Regions from separate parts of the Mus musculus genome. Here regions 1, 2 and 3 are each linked to region 4. A link is a loop called in an ENCODE intact Hi-C map of the cell type or tissue named here. Cell type or tissue: left cerebral cortex. All regions are shown on one strand. Each heading gives the region's core, and the rest is flanking DNA. Links, peaks and the distances in the headings are about the cores only. Region 1 overlaps Armc10 (armadillo repeat containing 10). Region 2 holds the start of Pmpcb (peptidase (mitochondrial processing) beta). Region 3 holds the start of Dnajc2 (DnaJ heat shock protein family (Hsp40) member C2). Region 4 overlaps Orc5 (origin recognition complex, subunit 5).

Evidence for each region. A loop is a pair of places that touch in the nucleus more often than their neighbours do. Peaks named below come from ENCODE experiments on the same cell type or tissue, not always from the same donor. Only the 100,000 strongest peaks of a DNase experiment are listed, where the experiment ranks them.
Region 1: it touches region 4 in a loop (5-fold over the local background); 6 of 42 quality-filtered maps call a loop at or near these places.
Region 2: a loop joins it to region 4, with 3 times the contacts of the local background. A loop is called at or near these places in 3 of 42 quality-filtered maps.
Region 3: it touches region 4 in a loop (3-fold over the local background); 8 of 42 quality-filtered maps call a loop at or near these places.

Annotation. Positions count from the first base shown.
Region 1 is chr5:21,656,081-21,661,999 of GRCm38, reverse strand. It overlaps Armc10 (armadillo repeat containing 10), which reads right to left. Exons shown (of 6, transcript NM_026034.5): 5 at 1,376-1,447; 6 at 1-636. The coding sequence ends at 382. Among named protein-coding and RNA genes, the nearest start is that of Armc10, 13 kb to the right of the region's middle. In left cerebral cortex, for the core only: a CTCF peak has its summit at 3,209 (motif pointing left); DNase peaks (open chromatin) are centred at 645, 918, 3,211 and 3,805; H3K27ac peaks cover 1,329 bases.
Region 2 is chr5:21,734,874-21,740,792 of GRCm38, reverse strand. It overlaps Pmpcb (peptidase (mitochondrial processing) beta), which reads right to left and starts at 3,633. Exons shown (of 13, transcript NM_028431.2): 1 at 3,517-3,633; 2 at 1,784-1,924; 3 at 667-753; 4 at 179-308. The coding sequence starts at 3,615. In left cerebral cortex, for the core only: CTCF peaks have their summits at 3,691 (motif pointing left) and 5,001; DNase peaks (open chromatin) are centred at 3,666 and 5,008; H3K4me3 peaks cover 2,009 bases; H3K27ac peaks cover 720 bases.
Region 3 is chr5:21,781,678-21,787,454 of GRCm38, reverse strand. Dnajc2 (DnaJ heat shock protein family (Hsp40) member C2) reads left to right here and starts at 2,290. Exons shown (of 17, transcript NM_009584.4): 1 at 2,290-2,466; 2 at 4,218-4,408. The coding sequence starts at 2,403. It overlaps Psmc2 (proteasome (prosome, macropain) 26S subunit, ATPase 2), which reads right to left and starts at 708. Exons shown (of 12, transcript NM_001368661.1): 1 at 571-708. The coding sequence starts at 640. In left cerebral cortex, for the core only: no CTCF peak of the experiment used is centred there; DNase peaks (open chromatin) are centred at 732, 2,217 and 3,116; H3K4me3 peaks cover 3,158 bases; H3K27ac peaks cover 2,268 bases.
Region 4 is chr5:22,512,834-22,518,752 of GRCm38, reverse strand. Orc5 (origin recognition complex, subunit 5) reads left to right here. Exons shown (of 14, transcript NM_011959.3): 12 at 1,939-2,049. Among named protein-coding and RNA genes, the nearest start is that of Gm22887, 19 kb to the left of the region's middle. In left cerebral cortex, for the core only: a CTCF peak has its summit at 2,792 (motif pointing right); a DNase peak (open chromatin) is centred at 2,848.

The DNA.
Region 1 (5,919 bases), core at 361-5,360, 860 kb after region 4:
ACTCAGTTCGTGTCAGGAAACCATTAAATACCTCAGCAAGTATCTTCAGTACAGCCCCTCATATTCATTCACTAGCACTAGAATCCTTCAAATAGTCCTGAAGAGCATGGCCAGTCTGTCCACGATCATAACCAAACGTTTGCCCCGTAAATGATCCACATCCTCGGAAGGTTCCAGACTCTACTCAATCCCCAAACCCCAAATCTGAACTACTCCAAAATCTAAAATTTTGAACATCGTGTTGGATTAGAGCTGCTCACTCACTTTTATTGTTTAACTCCATCGGCTGAAAGACCCCTTTTAAAGGCAGGCAAACGCTCCCGTGTGCTGACTTAAGACTGCCTTACTGTTTGAGTCTTTGATAAAAATAGGAGCAACCGATCAGAATTTCGGCTTTATTGCTAAAGCTTTCTCTTTCACATCCACATCATGATGACAGGCTAAAGCTCTCATTTTCTGGGCACATTCTTCTCCGTATAACAGAAAAAACAATGACCCTTTAGCAAAAGGAATCTGATTAGCTAACCGGCCTTCCACTTTGAGGCAGTTGTTTATATTCTGAAACAGTGTAAGAGCCCGAAGAAGAATCTCATTTGCTACTTGGCCGTCATAAAGGGAAAGGAATGAAGAATCCACCTGAAAGAGGAAACAGCGTCACTGTCCTATTTTAAAACAGCATCCATTAGTTAACACTGTAAAAGTCTGACTCCAGGCAAGCGTAAGGGACATGTTTCATTTTTATTCCATGTTACAAGTGAAAATGACGTTTTGTTAGGGGAAAAACTAAGATTTCTTTGGAACTCCAGAGTGTAGCCATTTGGGAAACCAACCCCTTTAGGATCTATCCAGTTTTTGTAAGAACACATTAGTTCAATCAGCATTAGCTCTTACACACAGTTCTGGTAACAGGACGGAGCAGATGGCTCGATTTCTGCAGACGGCTCACACCGCCTGGCCTTCTTCAGAGCACAGGGACTGTTTCAATGGTTTGTTACATGTTTTCAACAGTCTTGCTAATTTGTTACATGGTTGCTTCTCCTAAGTTCCATGGGAACACTAAGAACTTGCTGGTGCTGGCTGAATGCTCAGGACCGAGCCCACACAGGGGACTCACTCAGTACAGTTGTTTCAGCAAATGCTGAGGTACACATGCACAAAAAAAACAAACTTTAAAATGCAGTGACAGAAAAATACTGCAAAGTGGCCAGAGATGGAAAGTCTGCTGGTGCCACAGAGAAGTTTTAAAAAACAAAATATGCTTAATACTCATCTTCAGAAATAATTCCTGTGAATGTTTTTGGGCATACCTTTGCAGATCTATTTGTCAAAATCTCTGTATGTGTGCACTAATGAACCGGGTAGGTAATCTACTTACTTGGACACTCAGTAGTCCTTCTGTCATGGCTGGATTCTCAGACAAATTCAAAAGCAGCTTCAAAACCTGGACCTGCCAACAGAACACTGGGTTTACTGGGTCAGTAAGCGTGACCTCCTCCCTAGGGTGCCATCCTCTTACCCCACTTCCCCGTGACTCCTGTCTGCACCTCGGGACCTAGCTCCGTCTCCTCCATGAAGTCTCTGCTCGGCACCACTGTCAGAGAGGCCGTCATTACCAGTGCCCATCTAAAACCTCACTTGTCTGGTTCAACCGTTGGGGAGACAACAAGAACTAAGCAAATGTCTTCTCTGTACTGTCAGCATGGTATATGTTAAGTCATCCTTTTCCCTGTTTGTATATGTGTGTATACATGCTTACATGTATGTGCATGGGGAGGCCAAAGTCTCCTTGCCTACTCGTCACTGAAGCACGGTCCTCAGTTGAACCCAGAATTCACCAATTCAGTCTGGCCACCTTGTTTTAGGGACCCCCATCTCACAACCCCTGTGCTGGGGTTACAGGCAGGCCACCTGCACCCCATTTCCAGGGTATTTGAACTCTTGATCTCATGTCTGCGTGACAAACGCTTCACACATAGAATCACCTTTCCCGCTATAAATCTGTTCATTATGAGTGTAGGAGAGGAGAATCTGGTCTCGGAAACAATAGAAACCGCTCATTGAATCTTTTTGAGTGTATATATGTATGTGCACCATGTGTGTGAGTGCCTGCAGACGTGAGAAGCGGACACTGGAACCCCTGGAACTGGAGTTACCAATGGTTATGTGGTTGCTTGGAACTAGGCCTGAGTCCTTTGCAACACATGCTCTTAAGTGCTGAGCCACCTCTCCAGCCCCAAGATGTCGCTTTGTAAAACATTAACCTACATATTAAATTACAAGACATGCAATTAAAGGGAGAAGAAAGAGGGGACAAAAGCCAAGAAGAAACACCACCACCACTTCTCACTAGACCCAGGAAGGACCCAGAATGTACATTTTTATAACAAATTAAACAGGCAATAGATACCGACCATAGAACTTTGGAGGAGAGGGTGATGGGGATCAAACCTAGGGTCCCCTACCACCCTACCAGGGCACCACCCTACCAGGGTCTACCTTGGATCTAGACTATTACATCATACTGTATGCCTCCAACTCCTTTGGTCACACGAAAACTTAATTATTAAAGTGAAGATGTAAAGCTTTGGTTAGTCTCATTTTTTACCATCTTCTAAGTTTAGTAAAATGGACACATGGTCATGGTAAAACGTCAAGCAGTGCAGAAGAGAACAAGGTAAAAACAAAAGCCTGATGCTAGAGGCCCAGCCTGTCCCAGAGTGGGGGTCCTGCTGATGCTAGAGGCCCACCCTGCCCGAGAGTGGGGGTCCTGCTGATCCTGCCCCAGAGTGGGGGTCCTGCCAACCTGTTTATGCAGGATTGGGTTGTTCAGGCAGATGCTTCTAGGGAAATTATGAACTCTTAGGACAGCCAGAGTGACTTCTGACCCTTTGGTGCCCTCCCAAGAGCGACTGGGACATCTCAGCTGGCATGATGCTGTCAGCAACACTAGTGCCAGTCTAAGAAACAAAGTGCCTGCCTGTAAAGTCGATGAAGCCTGGAGCAGAAGAACAGGAGCAAGAGCTGTGTAAGAAACAGACAGCTTTGAACCTAGGAGATGGCCTGCTCACAATCAACCAGAGACAGGAAGGGCGACAGCTGGCTAGTGTCTGAGATTGCTATCCTCTACAGGCTAAACACATTTATGGGCTACAGTTCCCTTTGAAACACTAAGTTCTGGTTTTCCCCTTTCTTGCCACAGGCGCCACCTTGTGGTGACCCAGGCCATTTATGCGGTTGGCTCTCACTGCAGAGAGCAAACACTTCCCAGGATTTTGTATTTGTTGAGTCAGTGGTGCAAGCACAGATGGTTAGAGCGCGGCGAGTTCACCACCACAAGTGAAACAAGACCTTTAAAAGTCACTCTGGGGCATCCCGAGGAACATGCACGATGGGCACAGACAAATGGACGACTATGGAAAAGTTCATTTGCAAGTCAGAACTTTACTCTCAGATTCTACGGGGAAACAATGCCATAGCAGGTGGCCAGGTTCCCATCAAAAGTTGAAAAATGCTAGGCAATGCTGTATAGAAGAATACAACAAAATGACACGAGCCATCTATTAAAATGTTGTAGACTTCATCAGCCAGACGAGACACATATCTACAGATCCAAATACCCCTGCTTGCCTCTGAACTGACTAGAGTTCTTCCTGGGCTCCGGGAAAGCAGCTGCAGAGACAGTAAAGGGAGAGGCTTTGCATACAGCACATTACATTACAGCGCAGAGTAACATTACAGCGCAGAGGCAAAGCATCTTCTTGGGTCCTAAAACGCTAAGTCATCTTCCACTGGGATGAGCGATGAGGAAGGCTGGAAATAGCCTGGAGCTGGAGCTGGCCTAATGCTTATGTTTCATTTTGAATGCCTGGGTATGCCTTAGACCAGATCCAAACAAGCTGGGCTACAGGAAATGTAGAAAACCCATGTGCCAACACCTCAGAAGCACTGGACCACAGTGAGGCACTTCCTTATACAGTTACGTCCTGATAACCCCAGAAGTACTCAGATGATGGCAGACACTTGGGGCACATCATCATAATAGTCCTTCCTAAATACTAATGCAGCCAACAGTGGTACCTACCTACACATCTCAGCACCTGGGAGGCTGAAACAGGAGAGTCGAGAGTTCAAGACCAGCCCAGGACACACAGTGCGGTCTCAAAAATAATAATAAAAAAAGAAAGAGAGGAAGGAAGGAAGGAAGGAAGGAAGGCAGGCAGGCAGGCAGGCAGGCAGGCAGGAAGGAAGGAAGGAAGGAAGAAAGGAAAGAAAAAAGACAATTCGACTTGGGGCTAGCTAGAGGACTCAGAAGGAAAAGCCCTTGTAGTAAAACCCAGCAACCAGACACAGTTCAAGTCCCCAGCTGGAGAGATGGCTCACAAACATCTCTAATGGGAACTGATGCCCTCTTCTACCATGCAATATATGTATCAACAAAACACACCCATATAAACAAATAAATCTTAAACAAACAAAGTTGTCCTCTGATTTCCATGAACACACTGTGGCACACACCCTTTCCCATCATATATGCAAATAATGAATAAAATTTAAAAATAAAACCACATCCCGTGCATTCAAACACCCATGCATTTTGCTTTCAACTGTCTGCTAGAACACAAGTCTACCATTACAACTGGCCAATCTACATACTACCGTGTGCTTTAAAAACATAGCAATGAGAATGGACTTTAACACGAGAGATTTATTCAGACTTTCTGATGTCTCCTGAGGTCTTAGCGGCCAGCATCATGTCTGCTGCCTCCTCCATTTGTACAACTGGACAAATGAAGCCTTCCTGCATCTGATTCCCTTCACTTCACACCACACGGCTGCGGTGCAGGAAGATTTCAACAGATAATGGCTGAGTCAAACCATTTTGTGAAGAGGGTAATGGAGGGCTGGGGACATAGCACAGCTGTGGAATTGTTCCTTCTTCAGGACAATATAAAACCAGGCAAGGCAGTGCACGCCCATGACCCCAGCACTCTGAAGTATCGGGAGGATAAGAAGCCCACGGTCAGCCTCTGCTACGCGGTAAGACTGAGGCCAGCCCAAGAGTTTCATCCTCCAAATCCATGCACAGGCTGTAAGAGAAAACTGATACCACAAAGTTGTCCTCTAACTTACACATATGCTTTATACCACACATCTACCATAAACACACACACAGAATAAACATACATACACACACACACACACACACACACACACACACACATACACACACCATATAAACATATACACACACATCCACCATAACACACACATACACCATAAACATACACACACACACACACCCCTACCATACACACACACACATTCACCATAAACAAACACACACACACACACACACACACACACACACATCTACCATAAACACTTACACACCAATAAAAAATAAAAGAATAAAACCTTTAAAAAAAATAAGTAAAACAGGGCTGGTAAGAGGCTCAGTGGGTGTACTGGCTAGTTTTGTGTCAACTTGACACAGCTGGAGTTATCACAAAGAAAGGAGCTTCAGTTGAGGAAATGCCTCCATGAGATCCAACTGTAAGGCATTTTCTCAATTAGTGATCAAGGGGAAAAGGCCCCTTGTGGGTGGGACCATCTCTGGGCTGGTAATCTTGGTTCTATAAGAGAGCAGGCTGAGCAAGTCAGGGGAAGCAAGCCATAAAGAACATCCCTCCATGGCCTCTGCATCAGCTCCTGCTTCCTGACCTGCTTGAGTTCCAGTCCTGACTTCCTTGGTGATAAACAGCAGTATGGAAGTGTAAGCTGAATAAACCCTTTCCTCCCCAACTTGCTTTTTGGTCATGATGTTTGTGCAGCAATAGAAACCCTGACTAAGACAAATTGGTACCAGCAGAGTGGGGTATTCCTGTGACAACCTGACCATGTTTTGGGGAGGACTGTGGA
Region 2 (5,919 bases), core at 601-5,600, 780 kb after region 4:
CCCTTTAGTACAAGTCTCCAACCTGCACTTGGAGGGAGATGAAAACAGGCGCCCCTCTGGGGCTTCTGCTGTTTTGCTTTTACATCTCCATCAGTTTCACAATAGCTACACAAACCCACAGCGCTGCATTAGACGTGAAGCCCTAGGAGAATCACACTTCCGGCAGCACAGATAGTACCTCTGGGCAAATCTCTCGAGAATGCTTTGGCGTAGTAGACAGTCTGCTCTCTGGAGGTATAGGCGTTAAGATGAGCGCCCATATTCTCAATCTCAAGTTCAAGGTCTAACTGGGACCTCTTTTTAGTGCCCTTGAAATAAAGGAGAAAGCACAGTTAGGATACTCTCCCTTTACCCTTCATATAGTCTAAACGTATCAGATAAGAAGTATTCTGAACAGAACCCAGTGTCAGTCATGCAAAGAGAAGTTTGTAAAGTATACTTGGTTTCAAAAAATACCCATTAAAAATGGCTTGTGTATATCCCAAAAGAGAACCCATCCTTCAATGTCAAAAAGTAATTATCATTAATTATTTGAAATACAACACCGAGGAAATAAAACCGGCATGGGGCATGTTATGAAGCAGCTCTTGTCCCTCTGGTACAGTGTCTGTGATGACACCCGCCCGCCCTCTCCTAGAGACCAGTGGGGAGCAGCCAGCGACTTGCCTTGAAGGCCATGTGCTCCAGGAAGTGGGCGGTGCCGTTGTTCTTCTCATTCTCATAGCGACTTCCCGCATCGATCCACAGCCCAACCTGAAGGAAAACCAAGCAAATCAGACAAACCCCCACATTTGGAGACATGGCGGCCGGCTCAACAGTTAAGAGCCCTCGCTGTTCTTACAAAGGAACTGAGCTAGTTCCCAGCACCATGTTAGGCAGCTCACAGCCATGTGAGCTCTCTCCTCAGTGTCTGCGACTGCCTTCGCCCTTCCTGGGTACCTGTACTCACATGCACAGTCCCATAAAAAAAACAAAATTCAGTTTCTGGACACACAAGGTCATCTCATTCCTTTTTCTGGAAAATGTTTTCCAATCTGACCATGTCTCTTTGACTACAATGAAATGACAGTTCATTCCTATAACCTGAAACTTAATTTCCAGCAGGCTGTTACAAATATCAGACTCAGCCAGGTGGTGGTGTTATATGCCTTTAATCCAAGAACCTCAGAGTTCGAGGCCAGTCTAGTCCAGGGCTATACAAATAAACCCTGTCTTGAAAAAACAAAACAAAACAACAACAAAAACAAGTATCAGAGTCAAATTCTTAACATAGCTCATTTAGCACATCTAATTAATAACTGTGGAATAGACATCAGGGACTGTCAGAAAGTCAGGCTCAGATACAAGCATAAGCTTTATAACCTCAGATAGCCACGTGACTCTCCCTGAGCTTGTGTTGCTGACGGCCGTGGGAAAGTGGCCAGGCTCATGACCGTCAGAGGCAGATGTCAGCAGTGAGAGAAGGACATAAGCACTCGGTACCAAAGTGCACCTGGAAGGGAAGGTTCAAGCTCGGAGAACCCAGCCAACCAGAGAGCTGCAGCTGTGGCTGCTCCCTCCCAGACAAGGTGCCGACTAAAGACTGTAGCAGCCAGCCGGGCAGTGGTGGCGCACGCCTCTAGTCCCAGCACTCAGGAGGCAGAGGCAGGCGGATTTCTGAGTTTGAGGCCAGCCTGGTCTACAGAGTGAGTTCCAGGACAGCCAGGGCTACACAGAGAAACCCTGTCTTGAAAAAACAAAACAAACAAACAAACAAACAAAAAAGACTGTAGCAGTGACTTACTGTGCACGTTGAGAGCCCAGAGTTTTCAGAAGCTACTCTGAGTCCATTTTCCAAACATGTCACTTGTGTCTCGGGGACATTCAGCACAACCTGTGGGGCAGCCTGTGTGCTTCTTAGTCGGTCCCCTCCAAAGTACAACGGCTGACGGGAGGAGGAGGGAAAGAGAGAAAACATTACTGTCCTGGTGTTCAGTGTCAAACAAAACAACCTCAAACAGACTCATTCCAAAACCACTTTCCTAGCCCGGGGTGGATGTAATCTGCTATGTGTGTCTGTGTGTGTGTGTCATTGGCAGAAAGCGCGGAGAATGAGGTCCCAGTTCTGGTTCCACTGGGCTCTAGCAGTAGCCTAGGAAATGTTCCTTAACCAACCGCTCTGTCAAACAGGCAACACTTGAGAGAACATGCCTTTCTCTCCAAGAACGGGAGCAGTTAGCACATTACCCTTCAACAAGCACCCTGATTCAGCTACCTCTCCTACAGATGCTTCATATTCACTAAGGACAAAAAGTCAAGAAACTGAAATAACAATACAAAACTGACTGTGTAGAAGTGAGACAGACGGGATGCTCCTGTTCACAAAGGACAGACAGAAACAGGACAGATGCTTCAGAGGCTCTCGGGCCAACTGGTTTGACTACAGACGCTTCAGCAGCTTTTTCATGTTTTCATATTGAAATGAGAAAAACGTATTTCCTAAACCCTGACCCAAAAACCTGAGACTGACCTAACCGCCAGACACAGTGGTGGTTTGAATAGGAATGGACCACAGAGGCTCACAGATTTGAACACTTAGTCATCAGAGAGAGAGACTACTAGAAGGTTGGAGGAAGTGTGCCACTGGGGTGGGTTATAGGGTTTAAAATGCTCAAGCCAGGTCCATTATCTGTCTGTCTGTCTGTCTGTGTCTATCTCTTGCCAACCCAGATGTAGAACTCTTGGCTCCTTCTCCACCACGTCTGCCAGCACTCTGCCATGCTTCCTGCTCTGATGATGATGGACGAAACCTCTGAACTGTAAGCAGCCCCAGCTAATGTGTCTTCCTTTATAAGAGTTGCCATGGTCGTGGTTTCTTCACAGCCACAGCCACAGGTACTTAAGAAATGTGTACGAGCCCGCACTGTCCTGCTTCTGTGACCCAAAGGCTTTCTGCTCCCTGATCAAATAATACACCATGACCTGACTGTGCCCTACTGTGTAGGGGCAGGCGGATCTGAGGCCAGCCCGATCTACAGGGCAAGATCCAGGACAGCCAGAGATGTTACACAGAGAAACCCTGTGTAACAACGATGTCTCAAAATATCAAAACCAAAAGCAAACCCAACTTCAAATTCATAAAGCGCTTGTCCTAGTTTCCTTTTCTCGAGAGAGAACAGCCCGACATACAATAACATTGGTAATAGCAAACTAACAGACAGACAGACAGACACACACACACACAGAGAGAGAGAGAGATCCCTTTGGAGCAAGACAACTCTCAAATAAGGAAAACGCTGGGATAAAACTCGGATGAACTGAGGTTGACGCTGTCTGGTTTGGGTGTCCATGGGCTGAGGATGGCGCTGTCTGGTTTGGGGGTCCACGGCTCCTTTTCTTACCTCCCGCGGGTGGCGTGGAGGGGGAGCAGCCGCCCCGCCCCCTCTGCGCCCGGCCGCAGCGCCCCGGGATAGCGGATCCGGAGGCCCGGCCCAAAGCACACCGGGAGCCGCCGGGGCACGGCGGAGCGAGACTCACCTGAGCAGCGGCGCGGCGAAGCGGAAGCCTTCGTGTAAATCCCCACAGGCGCCGCCGGGCCTCTGGCAACAGCGTCCGGGATAGAGCGGCCGCCGCCATCTCTGCGGTGGAGAAAGTGGAGATGTACTTCCGGGTCATGACTCCAGGCCCCAGAACTAGAGGCTGGCTCCACCCTGTGGCGGCAGCAGGAATTGCAGTCTCTGAAATTCCTTTGATTCTGTGTCTGGGCTTAGAACCCTCAATCCCTTCACCCTTTGACTCCCTCCCCAGTTCGCTCCAAATAATCAGGTCTGTAGAAATGATGTGCAAGACACACAAGGGACAAAGTGAACGGAACATGTATCCCCAGGCGGTTGGAGTTAATCAGAGAGATCCAGTGCGGGAGGGACAGACACATTGAAGGATCTATCATGTTGGTCTTCGTTGTTCTAATGTTTATAGCGTTGCTTATTCTATTCCATAGGAATACCTTTGCCGAGATTGCTACTAAAAGACAGACGCTTTACAAACATAATCTTACATTCTGTTACCATGATTTAATGTTATTTACTTCCACGTCTTAGGGCTCTGCCAAAACAAACTGCTCTTACCCGTTCCTGGGTGCCTCTTTATCCACATACACTCTAATGAAACTAAAATTTGTCAAATAGCCACTTTAGCCAATTGTCCCAGGGTTTGAGGCTTAACGAAAATAGCAAGCACTTTTTAAAATTAAAGCTTTTTATTTAACTTATTATGGGGAGGGGGTGGGTGCATGCCACTCCAAGCTTGTGGAGGTCAGAAGACAACTTTATGCAATCAGTTGCCCCTTCTACCTTTGCATGAATTCTGGGGGTGGAACTCAGGTGGACAGGCTTGCACTGCAAGTGACTTTACCCGCTGAGCTGCCTGCAAGCCCCTAGCAAGCTCTTTTCTGTGAGGAAGCGACTATTACTTTGCTAATTTTACAGTGGGAACTGAGGTATTGGCTGCCTAACAGGCTGTTTAACACTAAAGAGTGTGCGCTGTAACTTTAGAAGTTGGAGTTCTGTCTAACTTGACCCCTTGTTGCCTAATACCTAATTTACATTATCGTTCAGGTATCCTTTTCCCACCCAGCCTCCTCTTTTAACTATTCACCATTTAACAACAAGACAGGAAAATCCGGGCCGGGCGTGGTGGCGCACGCCTTTAATCCCAGCACTCGGGAGGCAGAGGCAGGCGGATTTCAGAGTTCAAGGCCAGCCTGGTCTACAAAGTGAGTTCCAGGACAGCCAGGGCTACACAGAGAAACCCTGTCTCGAAAAGCCAAAAAGACAGGAAAATCCCTTGGGCGCCTCATTGTCAGTTTGTAGCTGTAATGGTGACAACCAGTCAAACGTCCAAACCAGGAACTCCATGTCACCTTTGGTTCCTGCCTCTGACTTTCCACTCTGACTTCTTGCTATTTTATCGATAGCCATTCTAAGTGTAGAAGTTTAGACAACTGCCCTCCAGCTGGCGGCGCTGTTTGCGAAGGTTGTGGAACCTTTAGGCAGTAGAGCCTTACAGTAGAAGGCATTGGGCACAGACTCTGGAGGTTTCATAGCCTGGTCCCACTTCCCGATCTCCCTGTTTCTGAGCTGTGATGCAGCTTGATAGCGCCTGTTCCTGTCGCCCTGCCTTCCCCATCACGGATGGATGGAAGCCCTCTGGAACTGCAGGTTATTTTATCACAGTGACAGTAAAAACAAAACAAAACAAAAACTAGAAAAAATGGAATCTCAACATAGTTTGAATTTGCATTTCTCTGAAAGCCGTGGGTCGTGAGCATTTTTTTGTTCAAATATTTGTTGGTCATTTGTACTTTTAAAATCTTTTTCCATTTTTGAATGTATGTGTCGTGCATATTTTTGGTGGGAAGGACCACCCGTGAATGCGTGTGTTTGGTGTGTGTGTGTGGTGTGTGTGTGCACGCGCGCGCGCGCGCGCGCACGTTACATGAGAAGGTCCCAAGCTAACGCTGGGAGTTATCCTTGACCACTCTCCTACCTTGTTCATGGAGTCAGAATCTCTCACTCAACCTGAGCTCACTGATACGGCTCGTCTCTCCAGCCGGTTTGCTCTGAGGATTCCCTGCCCACCCTCCATTTGTACAGTAAATATGTTCACTACGGAGCCATGGCCCTGCCCCCCGTTTCTGATTTTAAGGGAAATGCTTTCAGTTTTTCTCTGTTTAGTATAATGTTAGCTCTAGGCTTACTGACTGTATTATAGTCTTTATTATGTTGGAGTATGCGCCTTCTGTTCCTAGGAGGATCGTGAAGGAATTTCTGCATCTACTGACAAGGTTGTGTGGTTTCCATCATATTGCCTTTACAAGGTATATGTTTACTGATTTAAGCCATCCTTGTATCCATGGGATGACACCAGTTTAGTCATGGT
Region 3 (5,777 bases), core at 1-5,000, 730 kb after region 4:
TCTCCACCAATAATTAAATGTTATTGTACTACCACAACATAGGACAATAAGCACATGGAGGGAACAGCACTTGCTATCACGAAATCTCTAAATTCAAGATGCTGATATACAGCAAGACACATTATGACAGACACACTCGAGTCTTGTTAAAAATATCTAGAAAAAAAAGAGTAAAATGGCAATTCACTTCGTGGCTGGAATCATGGGGTCAAGATGAGAGTTTATCTCTTCTATCTCTCTTGTACCATCGTGTTTCAGGATTGTCGCTACACAGTGACAATCTGTAGCCAAGCTGCTACAACTGGGAAGGAGGGAACAGGGCCGGGAGGTAGAATTCACAGCCCACCTGGCTGGCCACTTTTTGAAGACCTGCAAGACTTCAGGAGATACAGAACCTCAGCGCCTGGTAAAATATTCGAGGGGGCGGACGTGAGGCAGACAGACAGACAGACGGGGCTGCGGCCCAGAGCGGTCACCGCTCGGATCTAAGGCCGGCAGGGCACCGAGGCGGCGGGAATCCTGCGCCTCTGCGGTGCCAGCGCCGGCCGCTCCCGGCCCGTGTCCTCTCACCTCGGATGGGCTTGTCGTCCTTCTCCTCCTCTTTGGTTTTCCGCTGGTCCGCACCTAGGTAATCCGGCATTTTAGAAGCCGCAAGTGCCTCCGCGTCTCGGTGATTACACAGCACCTTTCCCGCTTCCGCTGGTGTCTTCCCTTTCTCTTCCCCACCGGAAGTAGCTCCGCGCCCGGGCGCCGGTTCCCTGGACATCTGGGGACTGCACGCACGGCTGACGGGAGGAAGGGTTGTCTGGTGGAAGGAAACGCGTGTTCACCCCGCTCCCTCACAACTCCAGTCTTTTTTAGATACCCGAATAGGAACGTCCAAGATTAGCCCTAGCTCAGTTGATGACCTAAAATCGTGATTTAGTCACTAGTAAATAATACACATAGGCGGGTAGTTTATTTCATCTCTAAATAGTTTGCCTCGCAAGACTGGAAAGGCGCTACAGAGCAGGCCTTGTAGAATGCCTGGCAGTTTGGACGCAGTTAATTGGTGGCTAGATCTACAAATTGAATAAAGATAATGCATTTCTGTTAGGGAGTGTGTATCCAGGTTATACAAAGATCCACAACAAGAAAGGAATCTGGTTGTTATGACAGGAAAGGAGGAGGGAAGATTAAAAGATAGAGGGAAGGAAAGTAGGTAAAGAATTTGGACATATTTCTCTAGAGGAGATACACAAATGCCAATAAACGGACGCATGAAAGGATGTTAAAATCAAAAGCACGTCATTCTCTTTAGGATGGTTCCTCCTCCTCCTCCTCCTCCTCCTCCTCCTCCTCCTTCTCCTCCTCCTTCCCCTCTCTCTTTCTCTCTCTCCTTCTTAAGACTGGCTCTGCGTGGTCCTGGCTATCTAGCAACAGATCAGGCTGTCTGAGAACTTAGAGGTATCTGCTGCGACAAAGGCTGTGCGCCACCATGACCGACCCATGGATCACTATTATGTTTAAAAAGAAAGTTTGACCGGATGTTGAAAAAAAAAATAGATGCTGTTTACACTGTTGGTGTAAAATACTGCAGTGCTTGCGAAAAACTGAAAATAACTAAAATAAAATCTATATAAACTAGTTATCCTACTGCTAAATATCAAATGCCAAAAAGTTGGAAATAGGATTTCAAAGAGATCCGTGTACAGCCCTATTTATAGCTGCATTAGCAAAGGCCAAATGAAGAATAACCCAAGTACCCAAATACATAAGATGGGTAAACAAAAATGTGGTTATGGGAATATAGTATTATTTGGCCTTAAAAAAATAAATTCTGTGACCATTATACTAGTGAATACACCGCTCACATAGAGACAATGTTATAATATATAACATTATTAATATAACAATACAATGATATATAGTTATATGATTCCACTTTTATGAGGTACCTAGAGATTGGTGGTAGCTCAGCACTTGGGAGATTTAAACAGGATATTCACAAGTTAGAGGCCGGCCTGGGTGACAAAAGTGAGTGAAGTTCTTTTTCAAAATTATTTCCTCCGTCTTGCTCTCACGTGAAAAAACAAACAAAAAAACAAAACAAAAACCAAAACAATCCTTTTCACGTAGGAACTGATGCGTCTAGGAACTGTTCCTTCGAGCTCCTTGGTCTCCGGTCGGTTTAGAGTCACAGAGGAAGTAGGCGGCCGCGCGCATTGGCGCGAGGCCGTGGGGGTGGGGTTGGCGGCCGCGCCGTGCGAGCCCCATCCCGGAAGTGCTCACTGGTCGTCTCCATGCGCCGGCTCCGGGGCGTAAAGCCTAGGCGCGAGGCTCAGACCACAGGTAGTGCGGACGCGGAGGGCCCTGCCTGCCGGCCGTGAGCCGCGGCGTCCGCGGGACCAGCCCCAACCAGCATGCTGCTCCTGCCGAGCGCCGCGGAGGGCCAGGGCACCGCCATCACCCACGCTCTGACCTCCGGTACGTGCCCACCAACCCAGTTTCCGCCCTGCCTCGGGCGCCCCTGCCCCAGCCCTGTCCCTAGCAACCCCTGGCTCGGTAGCCTTGACCCCGGCAATCTGCTCCGGGACTCGGGGGACTGTGACGAGCCCCTGCTGCTCAGTGCTGTAATTTGAAGTGTCCCCGGTTTCTCGGAAAGGAGGGTGGGGGCGTCTTCCTTGTGCACCTGTGGTTCCTTCATCCTGGTGAGGCTGCTGACTCACGGAGCGGGCTGAACAGCTGAGGACCGAGCCCTCCTGTACCCCGAAAGGCCCCCTAAGGCACCCCCCCTGCCCACGGCGGAGCGACCCCGCTGCACGCACCCGCGTGCCGGGAGAGATACAAAGCCTTGTAAACGCTGTTCAGCCCTTCGCCTCCACCTTTGCTCCCGGCTGTGTATTTTGCTTGTCGGAACTCAGAACTTCCTCATTCCGTTGGAAGCCCCCTGTGAATGCTCCTGGACAGCTTGGCGTACACCAAGGATGGTTAAAAGCACAACTTAGCCTCCTGCTGTAGGGGTTTTGGTTTATAGCCCTGCACGCCAGAAAGTATTTCAAGTGTCGGGTCTCTCATTTTAATGATCTACATTAATTCCCATAGCCGCTTACCGTGGGCACTTGTTGAATATAATTTTTAAATGTTTCCCATGGCACGTGTTGCGTTTGTGTGTCGCGGTAATCCTGTAGTGAGGGAAAGGCTTCCAAGACACGGTTTTGAAAGCCACGCCCCCGCTACTCAGCCGGTTCATTTTCGCGTTTGACTCCTCTCCTGTGTTAGGTGGAGGAAATCTTAATATCATAAGCCAGTTAAAACGTGAAAAAGAAAGGGTCTTAGAAAATGATGCCCACAAATTGTGCACCAGAAAATTGCCCTTTGATTTCTTAAGAAATTAAAATTATGATCTTTTTTCCTGACACAGATTACCATTTTTTAATTTCTGTTATACATATCTACAGTTATTTATTCCATGTTACTTTCTCTACAACAGTTTAAAGCTTTAAAACTGCATTCGAATATTCTAGGAACTGGGTGAGATAGGTATTGTTTCCATCCTGAAATGATTCAATCTGTTTCAAGAAATTTACAGTTCTAGATTAAAGCCCTGAAATTCTGGGTTTACATCCAGCCTGTGTTATTAAGACATAGAAACGGTAATGAGTTCTCAGCATTGGCTTGGAAAATTGTCTATTTCAACAGATTATTGTTAGAGAATCCTTAGAATTATTAACCATTTTAATAGCTAATCTGTTAATAATTAAGATCGCATGAGTGTGCAGTCTTTGTTTTTTGGTAGCTTTTTATCATTTTTTTTATTACTATTACTCGTTTCTTGCCTTCCCTTCTCACATCATCAGGAAAATATTGATTAGCTGCTGAAATTATTTTCTTATGCTTAAAAAAAATAACTGATCAAGTGTTTTTGAGTGCCACACAGCATGTGTGCAGAGATCAGAAGAAAAGTCCATGGAGTCAGGTCTCTCCTACCTTCATATGGGTTCTGGGCATTGAGCTCACCTCATCAACCTTAGTGGCACATCAACTGGAAGAGACTGCTGGAATAAAAAGATGTTACCAATGATAATTTGTTACCCAGGGTGCAACTGGGATTTTTATAGTTGGTGGTTTTAAAATTATATTCTGACATCATTGTTCTGCTCTCCCTAAGAAACTGTGTGGCCTTGAAATAGATGTGTTCCATGCAATAAATTAAGTCTTACTGTTCTCCCTCACAGCCTCTTCAGTCTGTCAAGTTGAACCTGTGGGAAGATGGTTTGAAGCTTTTGTTAAGAGGAGAAACAGAAATGCTTCTACATCTTTTCAGGAACTGGAAGATAAGAAAGAGTTGTCAGAGGAATCAGAAGATGAAGAGTTACAGTTAGAAGAATTCCCCATGCTGAAAACACTTGATCCCAAAGATTGGAAGGTATTTGCTATGCAGAGCTTTCGCTCATTCAGAGCATCAAACTTAGGCTGCATTCCTAGTTTCCCATTAGTACCCTGTATTTTAAGGCAGTTCAACATGATAGTCATAAGTAAGCTCTTAATTGCTAAGCCCATAGTATGCTGTTTCAGCCATAGCTGTCAAGCAAGCCTTCACAGCGAAAAGTAATGTCTCTGGGAATGGTGATGTGCACCTATAAACGGAGGACTTGAGAAATGGAGATGGGAAAGTTAGAAGTTCAAAGGCCTTGACTACACAGCAGTTAGAGACTAGCCTGGGCTACATAAAGCCCTATCTTTTAAAAAGCAGACAACAAACTCCAGCAGATCTTTAAAACAGGAGTGGCAGTTAATGAAGTAGAGAAGGGAAAAAAGGCATTCTGGGTAGAAGACAGAATACCAGAGACACAGGAGTGAAGAATGTCTGACCACACATGGGGGATCAAGGCTGTGGAAAAGTAGGCCCAGAAAAACCTAGTCTAGATGTTTATGCTATATTTTTAAAGCTATATTTAGGAATGAATTAATATCCTTGAAGACATTAAGTCATCAGCGTTTCCCAGGCTAGCCTCAGGGAGATAAGTCACTGGAGTACGTGTAAGACTGTGTAAGTTCAGCCCCAGAACCCAGTTTAGAAAGTCTGGGGATTTGGTAGGGGAGCAAAGGGGACAGGAAGAATCAGAAGACTTGAGGTTCTGAGCAAAGCACGTTATGTAATCCCAGCACTGCGGTGGAAGAGACGGCTGTGTGTGCTTACTGATGAGCTAGTCCAGATGCAAGGTGGACCCCAGGCAAGTGAGAGACTGACTGGAGGAGGGAAACGCTTGACTGCATGAGGAATAACACTTGAGCGTGTGGTCTGGCCTCCACGTGCACACACACACAAGCTCACATGTCTCTAAGGTTGAAAAGAACCATTCTGTTGGCAATGTGGAAACTGAGTAATGTTCTGCACAGGCAGAGCCTGTTGATGGAGATGTGTAGCCAGGGTTGGAGGAGTAGACTAATGGTAGCCAGGGCTAGGATGCAGACTAAGGAACGTTGCAGGGAGTTTTGGGTCGAAATATTAGTAAAGTTGTCTTATAGTTGGTTGGACATTGGTCTGTGGCTCATTAAGAGTCTTTTGGACTCATGTGCATAAAATATCAAGAAGGCTGTATTGTCATCCACGACTGGCGCCTAACTTACATGACTGCACAATGACTTACATTCTTTTTCTTGTTGGTTGGTTGGTTGGTTTTGGTTTTGTTTTGTTCTTTTGATATGGGGTTTCTTGGTGTAGCCCTAGCTGTCCTGGAACTTGGATCTGTAGACAAGACTAGCCTTGAACTCATAGAAATATTTGGGCCTCT
Region 4 (5,919 bases), core at 274-5,273:
AGTCGTTCAGTCTCCTTGCAAATGCCATTCACAGATCAGCAATGCTAATTCTATCCAGAGAAACAATAAGGCTCTGCCAATCTGCCCGAGTCCTTGGAAGTGGCAAGATGTCTCCAGACACCACCAGAACTTCTTTGGTGTGTTTTTCTCTATGAAGTCATAACAAAAAATGATCAGCAAAGAAGGCCAGGCAAACCAATACCACACAGTGTTGTCCACTGTCTGTTGGGTTACATTTATCCTTTTTCCAAACATTACCTGTTCTCTCAAGTGTCTGCTCTAGCAAAACATCACATGCCCTTTTTCCAGGCTGCTTCCAGAAAAACACATCTTTTCTCAGCAAAATATCCTCTCATGTGTCTGCTTCAACAAAACCATCATCTCATAAGACAGTTTCCAGAAAAATATCACATGACTCAACCGAGTCTCCAAAGAAACCAGAAATTTCCACTTTAGTGCTGTAAAATATATAAAATATAGGCAAATCTAAGAAAACGTAGTGTTAAAGGGAAAAGGCAGTGTGGTATAAAGCTGCATCCAAAATGGTACAACTTACAAGGAACTCAGGTCGTATGGTGCTCACGTCTCTAGTACATGAGCAGCACTGTTGTGAGGTAGGAAAGGGTTCAGTGGACTCCAACTAATCAGTAACACGGTCTAAGATTTTATTTCTCTGTATGTATTGTATAATATTTGAATTTGATAAAATTGGGTAGTGAGTACATTAGTATTTGTTGTATTAAGCCTCTGCTTTTCTCAATGTTTGAAGTATTTGTTAGAAAGAGCATGCAAAATTTAAGAACAGGAAAATAATCTCTGAACTCTGTAAATAAGTGAAGTTAACACTGCTTTTGTGTACTTTAATTGGGTTTTGGGCTTTTTTTGTTACATTATTCTTTTAAATATGTATTTACTCTTAGGGATATACTTTCCTAATTTATTTTCTACTGTTAATAGGAAGTCCTTATATTTTTAACCTGCTTTTAAAGTTATCTGCTAAGAATGGAATTCCAGTGCTGTAATTTCTCTAATGACATGTGATTGTACCATATGAATATCTAAAACTATGAACATTTTCTGTCTTTAGAGTTTTTATAAAATTATTTTATGCTAACAGCTTATTTATGAATTATACAACTTTATTACTTTGCTAAATTAAAATGGTATTTTTAGTTCTCTGTCTTTTCAAAACTATATTGAACTTTTTCCAAGAATTGGTCTGAAGAGGTGGGAAATAAGTAATGTGTTCTAGTCCAGCAATTAAGAACCCGGTGTGGGAGCTAGAGAGATGCTCAGCTGTGAAGAGCATCTGGTGCTCCCCATAGTGATCCCAGCCGTGGAACTCCAGTTTCAGGAACTCTTCCACCCCATCACCCTCTGCACCCCCCAGCATGCCCCAGTGCACACCCATACTTTTCAGGCACTCACATACACATACATTTTTTTTTTTAAAGTCTTAGTTTTGGTTATACATTACCTTGAAAAATCATTTGGGAATGTGTGCAACAGGATAACAGTGTCAAGACTGCAAATAGCTGAGTTTTTTCATGTTTATTGGTACAAGGGAAATTTAAGGTCATTTATAAAAGGTGGCATTATCTGCACAAGGTAGGCCTGCAGCAGGGAATTGGCAGGGGTGCTTGACTGCCCTTCCTGACGAGGGAGAGAGATTTCTTCAGCGGCTGGCCATGCTCCAACAACCCTGAAATGAAGCTCATTGGGCTAACACAATTATGGACATAAAGGAAGACTAGACAGGAAGAAGAGGGTCTGTAGGAGTGGGGGGGGGGGCAGTAAGAGAGTGCAAATGGTGTGTGTGAATGGGATCAACTGCATTATCTATGTGTAGCAGAATATTATCATGAAACCCATTGTTAGGTCTAATTAATGGATGCTAATAAGCATGCCAAAAAGTCTTATGTTCTCTTTTCTCTACAGACAAGCAATCATCTTCTTGGACCAAAGCCCTTTCCACTGGACAGATTATTAGCAATATTGTATAGTATAGTGGACAGCAGAGTGGCTCCAACAGCAAATATCTTCTCCCAGGTAGGCCTCATGCTGGCTTCTTCCCTACCATCCCCAGTCAGTTCTTCAGGTAGTATGGAAGTCTACATAGAGATTTTTGCTCAACAAATGTTAATATTTTAACTATACAATGAATATTGGTTTTAGTAAGTACAGTTGGCCCTTTTTAGAGCTAGGTTTGGAATTCATGCATTCAACCAACTATAGTGAGAAAAAAAAGACAGTGACTCTCTTCTATGCTGAGCATATACAGGCCATTTCTTGTTGTTATTTAATACAAATGTGAATATAATGTAACAACTGTTTATACAGCACTTACGTTAAGTTATGTTTTATAAGTGATGGATGATTTAAAGTATATTGAAGATGCTGTTCATTGTATGTAAACATATGCTGTCTTATATATGCTTGTGCATTCTCACCTTGGCATGTATGGGGTCCTGCATCCTCGGGACGTGCTGAGGGGCAGCTCTATTAACAATTCCAGACACAGGCTCTTTGGGACTCATCACAGAATTTATAAATGATAAAAAATTAATTTAATGTTTCTGATTCATTTTTTTTCAGTAATTTTTAAAATTATTGCTGATTAAACAAGTAGCTTGATGATTAAATTAATGAATTAAAATATATAAGCATAATTTAATGGAAGCATCTTTTAAATGTGTTGGAAAATGATCTATAATGTCTTTATTTCTCATAAATATACTCTAACGGTTGGTATGCTATTACTGTTATTTGGTCTGTTTTGCAGCAGAATAGCTAAATTCTCAGCATTTCACTAGATGGCAGCATAAGCTCAGAAATAGAAAATGAGTATTTTGGTTTGGGGATTTTTTTGTTTTGTTTTGTTTTTCGAGACAGAGTTTCTCTGTGTAGCCCTAGCTGTCCTGGAACTCACTCTGTAGACCAGGCTGTCCTCGAACTCAGAAATCCTCTTGCCTCTGCCTCCCAAGTGCTGGGATTAAAGGCATGCGCCACCACTGCCTGGCGGGATTTTGTTTTTAAGTAGTTCATTCACTTTTAAAGAAAATTCTGTAAGTTTAGTCATGCTAGATTTCTTAAATGTCTCAGAAAGACTTGGTGAGTATTATGAGTAAAAAAGGCAAATTGATGTAAATGACTTCTCTTAGAATACAGTCAAGTCAGATGCACTAAGCAGTTTGTATGAAGGGATTTTTTTTATGGCTGGTAATATGTAAGTAGTTAAACTTACATAATAATTATTTCACTATAAATTTGATCTCAGGATAGATGTCAGATTTTACAACATGTGATAGTAGCTTTTAATTATTAAAGACTTAAAGTACCAAAAATAGATTGTAGTCTCAACATTGTTGACATCGGATCTAGATCATTGTCTTTATAACATAAGACTTTATATGAACATCTATAGAAAGTTAGTGTGTACAGAGTCTGAAGTTGAAGGAAGGTATTCTAGTCAGTTGTTAGGCTGTATAAACAATTAGCAGGTGCTGAAAGTTTTAAGAACTTAATTCATCTTTAATCTGTGTTAAAAGGTTTTTTCTGTGCTTTTTTTTTTTTAAACTTGCGGTTTCTGAAGCTCTGGTCCTTATTTACTCAAGCATAGACGTCATTAGTACCTTCCCGCTTGATTCTTTTGTTGACAAAGGGTTTTGTCATGTTGCCCCTACTATATTTACCATCCTTCTGCCTTTCCCTTCTGAGTTCTGGATTCCTACGTTTGTAGCACATGTCCAGCCTTTATTACTGCTAGCAACTTTCTCTATACAACATGCATGGTTTTTATTTGTTTCTGCTACTACAGTAACTGAAATGGACGTCAGGTGCTACTGTTACCTTTAAACAAAGTCAGCTTAGCTAGAAGAGAAGAAAGAGGACTTCCTAGCAGAAAAGAAGCAGCGTTAACAGTGTATGTGACTATAATTCTTAGATTCCCCCAATTACCTTTTTGAGAACTAAACAAGGATACGTTTTTTAAACTTTTCCTTTGGGAGTTTGCAATTTAATTGGGCAAGAGGGAGAGTGAAGGGGAGGATACATAAAAATAGTATTAAAAGGCTGTAAAGGAGCGTGTGGGAGGCTGGAGAGGCTCATGAGAGACTAAAAGCAGAAAAGGGTTACTTCTGCATTGTAGGAAAGATGTGGCAGCTAAGGTGAAGGGTGGAGCGTGACTGGAAAGCTTGAGCCGACTTAAACAGTAACTGTGCGGAAAGGAAAGGCAATGCAGTCAGTTGACATTTAGATACAGTTCAGAGAAGGGCAGAGGTCGGAGGGAGGACCAAAGTTAGGGGACTAAGCAAGGAAACACTTGTCCGTGGCTGCTGTTCTAGGAGCTTGGGTGGCATTGGATGTGGCTGTGTGGTAATAGTGTCTGTGTAGCCGTCATTGCAACACTTCTGCTACTATTGCTGTTCCAGGTGTCACCCTGCCACACAGCACACCTTGTGCCTTGTATACTGTGCCTCGAGTTACCAGGGCATCTTATTTGTTTAGAAATAGACTCAGCAGTTTTACTCTCTAAGGAAAAATAAAAGTTACATACAGTGAGAGGTTTCTGATGTAGAGATTTACCAAGTTCTGGGTCTTGACTCTAATGAACAGTATAACCAGTGTCGCCGATCCTTGTGTGTACATCACTGGTACTAACATAGTTAGGAACAGCTTGGCTCAGAGTGTGTCTTTATCTGGTAACTTGTGGCAGTGGAAGTTGTTCATCTTTTGTTACCTCTTCTTATTAACATTTAGTATTTATAGTGTTTCGGATAGTGAAAGCATATAAATGAATATGCATATATATTTGTTTATAAAATCTTTTTGGAACTTGGTCATTCTAATTATTAGGATATAAAATATAGGAAAAACCAAGAGGTTAAATATACCTAGGCTTAAGGATTAGACCTAAATAACTTTAGAAGTCCCACAGTCTTTACATATTCTTAAAATTTCAATTTCTTTAAAATATCCATCTCTTTTAAAATCCAAAGTCTTTTTACAATTAAAAGTCTCTTAACTGTGGGCTCCACTAAAACAGTTTCTTCCTTCAAGAGGGAAAATATCAGGGCACAGCCACAATCAAAAGCAAAAGTCAAGCTCCAACCGTCCAATGTCTGGGATCCAACTTACGATCTTCTGGGCTCCTCCAAGGGCTTGGGTCACTTCTCCAGCCATGCCCTTTGTAGCACACGCGTCATCCTCTAGGCTCCAGATGCCTGTACTCCACTGCTGCTGCTGCTCTTGGTGGTCATCTCATGGTACTGGCATCTCCAAACTTCTGAGTTCTGGATTCCTACGTTTGTAGCACATGTCCAGCCTTTATTACTGCTAGCAACTTTCTCTATACAACATGCATGGTTTTTATTTGTTTCTGCTACTACAGTAACTGAAATGGACGTCAGGTGCTACTGTTACCTTTAAACAAAGTCAGCTTAGCTAGAAGAGAAGAAAGAGGACTTCCTAGCAGAAAAGAAGCAGCGTTAACAGTGTATGTGACTATAATTCTTAGATTCCCCCAATTACCTTTTTGAGAACTAAACAAGGATACGTTTTTTAAACTTTTCCTTTGGGAGTTTGCAATTTAATTGGGCAAGAGGGAGAGTGAAGGGGAGGATACATAAAAATAGTATTAAAAGGCTGTAAAGGAGCGTGTGGGAGGCTGGAGAGGCTCATGAGAGACTAAAAGCAGAAAAGGGTTACTTCTGCATTGTAGGAAAGATGTGGCAGCTAAGGTGAAGGGTGGAGCGTGACTGGAAAGCTTGAGCCGACTTAAACAGTAACTGTGCGGAAAGGAAAGGCAATGCAGTCAGTTGACATTTAGATACAGTTCAGAGAAGGGCAGAGGTCGGAGGGAGGACCAAAGTTAGGGGACTAAGCAAGGAAACACTTGTCCGTGGCTGCTGTTCTAGGAGC